2 separate regions of the Homo sapiens genome follow, and region 1 is linked to region 2. Evidence: read pairs that join two places in POLR2A ChIA-PET (ENCODE). Cell type or tissue: K562. All regions are shown on one strand. Region 1 holds the start of ATXN7L3 (ataxin 7 like 3). Region 2 overlaps HDAC5 (histone deacetylase 5).

Region 1 (4,000 bases), 100 kb after region 2:
TTCCCCATCTTGACTTCGTGTTCTTTCTTCTTCCTGGATCCTTGGCTTTTTCAGCTGGCTATTCCCTTTAAGGAACAAGGCTGACTACCCAAATTCCTCTTTGGTGTGGATGCCAGATACAGCGACGTAGAGACATCAAGAGAAAGAACTGGAGGCACACGTGGGGGAGCCCTCACCTCTAGTTTGCTGTTATCCAGGCCAGACAAAGACATTTCCTCCATTTTCATTTGTAAACTCTTGTGGAGACGGCGCTCTGACTGCTCATAGCACAGCGGGCGGCAACACGGCTGCACACACGGGGGTGGGGGTGTTGTTGTGAGTCCAAGGCACCTCTGAATGCGGCCACCTTCCCTCCCCACCTCGCTGCCCAAAGCTCAGTCCTGGCATCAGGGTCTCTCCCTCCCCAAGGCCCAGGCTCCCTAAGTCTGGATGGTCCTTCAAGGCCTGAAACCTAAAGGGGGCCTAGTCTTTCCCAGGCCTGAGCTCAGGCCCTGGACTCCACTGCCAATCAGAGTCTGGGTCTATAGGAGGCAGCAGCTCACCCTAGGTCCCCAAAACTCAAACCCCTCTTTGATACCCATGGTGCAATGCAGCAGGGGGAGGAGAAGGAACTCCAAGGCCTCAAAGCAAACCCACAGGGTGTGGCAAAGAACTGCACAGACTCCTAAATACACCCCCCGCCTTCCCTAAAGACTCTCCTCAGAGTCACCTCTGCTTTCAGCCAGGATGTCCACTTGGGGGGGTACTGCTACCAGAAGTAGAAATGGCCCTAGGACCCTACAACCTTCACCCCACTCTGTCTTCCCTTGAAATCAGCCTGCCACTCCACGAGGGGAGCAGAGCCCACAGGAGCCTAGAGCTAAGGGACATTTCTAGCCACCATGAGCAGGAACGGCGGGGGGTGGGGGGGAAGAGCCTGGTAGGGTGGCACGCCAGGAGCGGGCACTCCCCTTACCTGTTCTTCCTTTAAATAACCACCCGCCCTCCCTCAGGACCAGCCCGGAAGTCTCTCCAAGAGCCCCAAAGTCCAGGAACCCCCACCCAAGGATTCAGACACAGAACCCACAACCCAGGGCCCCTCGGAACGGTGGGTACGAGTTTCAGGAGCTGCCGGCCTAGAGTGGGGTGGGGACTGACGAATGAGCCGGGGGCACTGGGAAGGGTAGGAGGCCGGGCCTCGGCTCTTCCCCCGTCCCTGCGGCACTGCTGCTGCATCATACCGACTGGGGGGAGGACAGCCGAGCCGCCGGGGCCGGCGCCGGGCCGGGACAGACCGACCCCCAGAGAGTGGGACGCGTCCCAGCCCCTCTCCTTCCCCGCCCGCCAGCAGCCCCGGCCGGCCGGGGAGAGGAGTCCGGGAGGGTGTCTCTATTGTCCCGGGGGCTGGGGCCTGGCTCCCTAACAAAGGCCCCGCGCCCCCTCCCCGGCCGGCCCTGCCCCGCCCAAGGGGGACCCAGACGGGGGAGAGCCAGGGGCCCCGGCCCGGCCGGGAAGCTGGGGGAAGCCGGGCGTTTCCGCGTCGGCCCGGGGGGAGGGGAAGGGGCGCTGACCCAGACCTGGGGGGAGGGGGCCCAAGCCCCGCCTTGGGCCCCGCCCCCCGCCCCCCACAGGCCCCTCCCCCGTCCCCGTCCCCGTCTCCGTCCCGTACTCACCCCGCCCGGGGGGCCGCGCCGGGGCCCGGCAGCCTCTCAGGGCCGCGTCCTCCGGCGGCGGCGACGGCGGCGGCTGCTCCGGAGCCCCATGTCCGTCGGTCCGTCCTCGCCTCTCCCCGGGGCCCAGGGCCCGGGGCCGGGGGGTCGGGCCGCCCCCCCGCCTGGCCGCCTCACCGGGCGGCCATGGCCCCTTCCCCTCCCTTCTTGTCCCGTCGCCGCCTCCTCCTCCTCACCTCACCCCGCCCGCGCGCAGTCCGCGCGCCGTCCGCGCGCCCCTCCCCCCGCCCCCCACTCCAGCCCGCCTCTCCCGGGCGGGGGGTGCGGCGCGAGCCCGGAGCGCGCGCGCGTGTGCCGCGACCGGAGGATGGATGGATGGAGCGAGCGTGAACGCGAGCGTGCGCGCGCGCGCCCCTCTCCCCCTCCCTCTGCGCGGGCGCGAGGCCAAGCGCGAGCGCGCTCCAACCTCCTCCTCTTCCTCCTCCCGCCCCTCCCCAACACCCCGCCCTCCCCCTCCCTTCCTCTTCCTTCTTTCGCTTTCGCGCGCCCAGCGACTGCTCGCGCCTGCTAGAAGGGCCCGAGCGCGTGCATCTGCCCCGCGGCCGCAGCTCGGCAGCATTTGCTCCAGGGGGCGGGGACCGGGAGGGGAGGAGGGGCGCCACGCCGCCGTCCAAAGTACCGGCGGACGGGGACGGGGGCGGAGAGATGGGCGGGGCCTTCGCGGACCTCCCCGACCAATCGCAGGGAGGCCTCGGCCCGGGAGGACCAATAAGATGGGGGTGGGTGGGGCGGCGTTCAAGGTGAGGTGCGCGGTGCGCTGGGGGCGGAGACGTTTTGCCGTCCCGGCCGGCTCGGGGGCGGGGGCAGCGGGTGGCGTCGAAAGAGAGCGCCGGCTGCCAGCCGAGCCTGGGACGCCTTCCGGCCCAGGCTCCCCCGCCCTTCCCTCGGGGCTCCCCGCTCTCTCCCCCGCCACCCTCCGCTCCCCCCTTTACCCCGAGGCGTGCAGCCACTTCTGTGAAGAGGCCAGACTTGAAGTGGGGCGCAGTTAGGACCTCGGGGCGGAAAGCCTGTGGAGCCTAAGGGGCTCGCCCGCGCCTCAGTTCTCCCGGTTTCTGGGCGGGTCTCAGCCCACTCCAGGCTTGCGGACCAACAAGCGGCCGAGATGAGGGTCCGCTGCTGAGGTCGGAGGCCGAGCTGCGCCCTTCTGCGCGGAGCGCCCTCCCCGCCCCTCGTCCTAATTTAGATCCCACACCTGCTCGCCTTTCCTGCTTCCGGAACCCACGCTGGACCCCCACCCCTCCAGACAGCCTCCTTGTCACTGGCCAGATCCTTCCCCCGACCCAGTGCTGTTCCCCTGGGTGCAGCGTGTCCCTGTGCTCACGCTCTCAGTCCCTCTTTACCTTAGGAAGGGACAGGCCTTTTCCCAGCCGCGGTGGATGGCTGGATTGGCGCTTTCATCTCGGTTACTCTGTGTGTGGTGTCCTGGAACGGTTGTGTGACAGCCCTCTCCCCTCAAGAGATAAGATTAAAAAGGAGGATAGTCTGTAATCACATACTTGGAGCCATCTTTGGTTTTTAGTTTTCAGCAAATACTTATTTTTTTCTCACCGATTTCTCCCGAGAAACAGCAAACATTTATTGAGGCGATATTCCAGAGTAGTTCAGATCAGGCGTCTGATTTGAATTTAAATCGTTGGGCCTAGCAAATGAGTTTCCTGTGCCTCAGTTTCCTCTGTTGTCAGTGGGCATAATGATAGTCCTATCTCCTTGCGTTGCTGTAGTGATTAACAAGTCAGTGCATGTGAAACTCTTAGCTCTGTGTAAGTGCTTGGTAAATCTTAGCTGTTATTCTCACGGTGCTCCAGGTGCTGGGATAAAAGATGATATAAGACAGTTGTGCTTCTTCAAGAAGTTCACTGTCTTGTGGATAGATAGGTAGGATAATAATTGCAAAACAGTGTGAGGAAAACAACAGAGAGAAAACAGAGGTAGACAAAAGGAGACATCAAATGATGTAAGAGAGTTGGTCAAGAAAGGCTTCTTGGGCAGGGTGCGGTGGCCCAGGCCTGTAATCCCAGCACTTTGGGAGGCCAGGAGTTCGAGACCAGCCTGCAAAAATGCAAAAATTAGCTGGGCGTGGTGGCGGGCTCCTGTAATCCCAGGAGCTACTCGGGAGGCTTAGGCAATAGTAGTAATCCAGCTACTCGGGAGGCTTGGGCAGGAGAATCGCTTGAACCCGGGAGGCGGAGGTTGCAGTGAGCTGAGATTGCGCCACTGCACTCCAGCCTGGGCAACTGAGCGAGACTCCGTCTCAAAACAAAACAAAAAAGAAGAAAAAGAAAAACTTCTTA
Region 2 (4,000 bases):
CTGCTCCCGCAGTGTGGGGTCCACAGAGCCCACCAGAGCCCCCCGTAGCTCCACAGGGCTGGGGCTGCCTCCACCCCCACCCCCCATGGAACTGGGCATGGCTCTTGGCAGCACCGGCTTCACCTCCACTGTGGGCAGAAGAGACAGGAAGGAGTTAGTGGGCCCAGCCCCAGACTCCAGTCATGCCTGAGGCCCAAAGGCTACCACGCAGGATTCTAGGAGACCCAAAGAGAACAGAGACAGAGAGGAAGTCAAATCCCTCTGCTCCATGGATGCAACATTTTACCTTAATTAAATGAGGCTGAAGCCATGAACTTCAATAGGAAAATACAGGCTGAGCACGGTGGCTCACACCTGTAATCTCAGGTTAGTTTGGGAGGCTGAGGCAGGCAGATCACCTGAGGCCAGGAGTTTGAGACCAGCCTGGTCAACATGATGAAACCCCCTCACTACTAAAAATACAAAAATTATTTGGGCGTGATGGTGCACACCTGTAATCCCAGCCACTCAGATGGCTGAGGCATGGGAATCTCTTGAACCCCGGGAGGCGGAGGTTGCAGTGAGCCAAGATCATGCAACTGCACTCTAGCCTGGGTGACAGAGCAAGACTGTCTCCAGAAAAAAAAAAAACAAAAAACAAAAAGGGGGAGGCCGGGCGCGGTGGCTCTTGCCTGTAATCCCAGCACTTTGGGAGGCTGAGGCGGGTAGATCACGAGGTCAGGAGATCAAGACCATCCTGACTAACATGGTGAAATCCTGTCTCTACTAAAAACAAAAAAAATTAGCTGGGCGTGGTGGCACACGCCTGTAGTCCCAGCTACTCAGGAGGCTGAGGCAGGAGAATCGCTTGAACCCTGGAGGTGGAGGTTGCAGTGAGCCAAGATCGCACCACTGCACTCCAGCCTGGGCGACAGAGCGAGCCTCCATCTCAAAAAAATAAAGAAAATGTGCATAAGCATGAAGCTGTACCTGACAGATTGTGACTACTCGACGCATTTTATGTATCTGTGTGTGTGTGTGTATATATATGTGTGTACGTATGTGTGTGTATATATATATATACACACACACATACATATGTGTGTGTATTTATCTCTCTACCTATATATATATCAGAGACAAGGTCTTGCTCTGTCGCCCAGGCTGGAATGCAATGGCATGATCGTGGCTCATGACAGCCTCGACCTCAAGCAACCCTCCCACCTCAGCTTCCCAAGTAGCAGGGATTACAGGAGCATGCCAATGCACCAGGCTAATTTTTAATTTTTTAGTAGAGACAGGGTCTCACTATGTTGCCCAGGCTGAATTAAACTCCTAGGCTCAAGCGATCCTCCCACCTCAGCCTCCCAAAGTGCTGGGATTATAGGCGTGAGCCACTGCCCAGCCTTCAACACATAATATTATCATTGATAGTCAACATCTCTGGGCATTTTACAATGACTCATTTAAATATCACAGTTACCCTATGACTTAGATGCTATTATTACCCCATTTTACTGATGAGGAAACTGAGGTTTAGAGAAGTTTAAGTAGCAACCAGACACAGCTAGGTGATCCAATAACTAGAATATGAGTCCAAATCCTAAGCTTTTAACCACTGTGCCCGCTCCCATTTCTCAACACCGTGCCCCATGCAAAGCCTCATACTAGAAGAGAAACTGAGGCACAGAGGTTGGTTCTAGGACTGACAGTGCCCTTGGTAACCCCAGGAGAGGCTGGTGGAGACCTTCTGGATATCTCTACCCTCTGTCCCCTTCTGGGGCCTCATCCCTATCTGGGGCAGACTGGGCAGGAGGGAGAGGCTGTGGGAATGGGGGTGGGGTGGGAACAGGAGGCCTCGGGGAAAGGGGGTGCAGGGCTGCACCAAGCCAGGGACAGGAGGGGGCTGGGAGTCAAGACTCGCTTCCTTTGCTGGATTATCTCCTTTCAACAGTTTTATTGTAATTACCCTGAAAATGCCGCTATATATAGAGTGAGCCAAACAGCAGCTGTGCCTGGGGGGAGGGGGAATAAGAGGATGGGCGGGCAGGCAGCAGGGAGGAGGTGGGAGGAGGAGACAGGAAAGGAAAGGGAATCAGACAGGAAGAAGGGTAACAGCAGGGGGAGGGCAGGAGCTTCGGCAGAGATCTCAGAACTCTGGTCTTACGGAGAACCGGCTGGGGAGAGGAAGGCTGCTGGGGAGGGGAAGGCAGTGGAGGGCCTGCTGGGTTCCAAGACCTTGGGTCCAGTCCCCACATGGACAATGGGCCGAGTGGCTCAGGGAGTGCACGAAGTTCCAATGGGCTTATGGGAGGGCTAGGTCTCCACTTCTTTGTACCTACACACAGTTCTCAGGTCACTGCATGTCACTCCTCACCACTGCCCTGTGGTTGCCAGGACAACTGGGCAAACACCACACCAGCAGGGAGCCCCAAGCCCAGCCCAAGCCCCACAAAGTCTCCAGCCAGGAAGGGGAAGGCAGGATACCACTGCCTGGGAAGGCGGAAGTGAGAGAGGCAGGCCAACCCATTCCTGTTTCTCTTCTACTTCTTTCTCCAAAGAAAGCCCTCACTCTCCTCGCTACAGCCCAGGGAGGTCACGAGGGGCTGGGAAGACTCCTGTGGCAAAGTGGCCCACTCCAGCCCAGGCCTGAGAAAAAAGGACCCCGAAATCCTTCTGGCTACCAGTATCTTCTGCCTTCATGAGCTGGCCTCTCTCCAGACCACCCCCCAGCATTAAGAGGCGAGAGAGGGAAAAAAAAAACAAAAAACAAGTTTTGGTTTTTTTTTGTTTTTTTTTTTTTTGGAGATGGAGTTTTGCTCTTGTCATCCAGGCTGGAGTGCAGTGGCACAATCTCGGCTCACTGCAACCTCTGCCTCCTGGGTTCAAGCAGTTTTCCTGCCTCAGCCCCGCAAGTAGCTGGGATTACAGGCACCCGCCACCACGCTCAGCTAATTTTTTTGTATTTTTAGTAGACACAAGGTTTCACCATGTTGGCCAGGCTGGTCTCAAACTCTTGACCTCAGGTGATCCGCTCGCCTCGGCCTCCCAAAGGGCTGGGATTACAGGCATGAGCCACTGCCCCTGGCCTTTTTTTTAGATGGAGTCTCACTGCAACCTCCGCCTCCTGGGTTCAAGCAATTCTCCTGCCTCAGCCTCCCAAGCAGCTGGGATTACAGGCGCCCACCACCAGGCCTAGCTAATTTTTGTATTTTTAGTAGAAACGGGGTTTCACCATGTAGGTCAGGCTGGTCTCGAACTCCTGACCTCAGGTGATCCACCCGCCTCGGCCTCCCAAAGTGCTGGGATTACAGGCATGAGTGACCACACCCAGCCGAACAATTTTTAAAGAGAAGAGAGGGAGGTGGGAGGTAGGAGGTGGCAAAGGGTGGGCTAAGAGAGGCCCCCACACCTGTTTAGATGGGTCTGGATCTCTCCAGAGAACCTAGCACTGAATGGGTGTCACCAAGGCAGGAGCAAGGCCTGCTGGAGGCCGAGGCCAAGGCCATGCCACCCACATGCCTGGAGTATGGCCTCTGGAACCCCCTGCAGGCAGGGTGGGGTGGGAGAAGGTAAAAGCTCAGCATGATGTAGCAGTCCCCACCAGCCTCTTCTCCCCCAGGCATGGTTGGGAACATTCCTCTGTGGTTTTCCCGCCAGCCATACTGACGACTCTGTGGCCACAAGGCCAGAGCCACATGTGCAGAAGTGGCCAGATGTGGCCAGAGGGTGGGGTTACACATACTCATCTTCATTCCCAACCCATGTCCTGCCCCAGCACCAGGAGAAAGGGTCCTTGGAAACTGCAGAAGGCCTTCCTGGAGGTAACTAGCCACAGCCCACGATGGTGGCAAGGAAATGGCAGCCAGCTCAGGTCTCCCCAGCCCGTGAAGTGCTCAGCAAGGCCCTGAGCTGGCCGGAGGGTTATCTGTTCTTAGTCAAGCTTGGCTTGGCCCGTGGCACTCTGATCACTCAGCCAAGCAATGGACAGCCGTCAACCTGCTGCTCCCGGCAATGCCGG

Evidence for each region. ChIA-PET counts read pairs that join two places held together with the same protein. Peaks named below come from ENCODE experiments on the same cell type or tissue, not always from the same donor. Only the 100,000 strongest peaks of a DNase experiment are listed, where the experiment ranks them.
Region 1: POLR2A ChIA-PET joins it to region 2 with 5 read pairs; 4 of 35 experiments call an interaction of 5 or more read pairs at or near these places.

Annotation. Positions count from the first base shown.
Region 1 is chr17:44,197,844-44,201,843 of GRCh38, forward strand. It overlaps ATXN7L3 (ataxin 7 like 3), which reads right to left and starts at 2,041. Exons shown (of 13, transcript NM_001382309.1): 1 at 1,653-2,041; 2 at 177-287. The coding sequence starts at 227. ATXN7L3-AS1 (ATXN7L3 antisense RNA 1) reads left to right here and starts at 997. Exons shown (of 2, transcript NR_184071.1): 1 at 997-1,087. RefSeq lists enhancers at 1-858, 418-712, 1,063-1,618, 2,344-2,882, 2,883-3,420 and silencers at 1,180-1,789, 1,890-2,689. In K562, a CTCF peak has its summit at 722; DNase peaks (open chromatin) are centred at 668, 1,578, 2,038, 2,398 and 1 weaker place; H3K4me3 peaks cover 2,958 bases.
Region 2 is chr17:44,093,707-44,097,706 of GRCh38, forward strand. It overlaps HDAC5 (histone deacetylase 5), which reads right to left. Exons shown (of 27, transcript NM_005474.5): 4 at 1-128. Among named protein-coding and RNA genes, the nearest start is that of G6PC3, 25 kb to the left of the region's middle. RefSeq lists an enhancer at 1,654-2,414. In K562, a CTCF peak has its summit at 2,095 (motif pointing right); DNase peaks (open chromatin) are centred at 2,065, 2,365 and 3,599; H3K4me3 peaks cover 1,009 bases.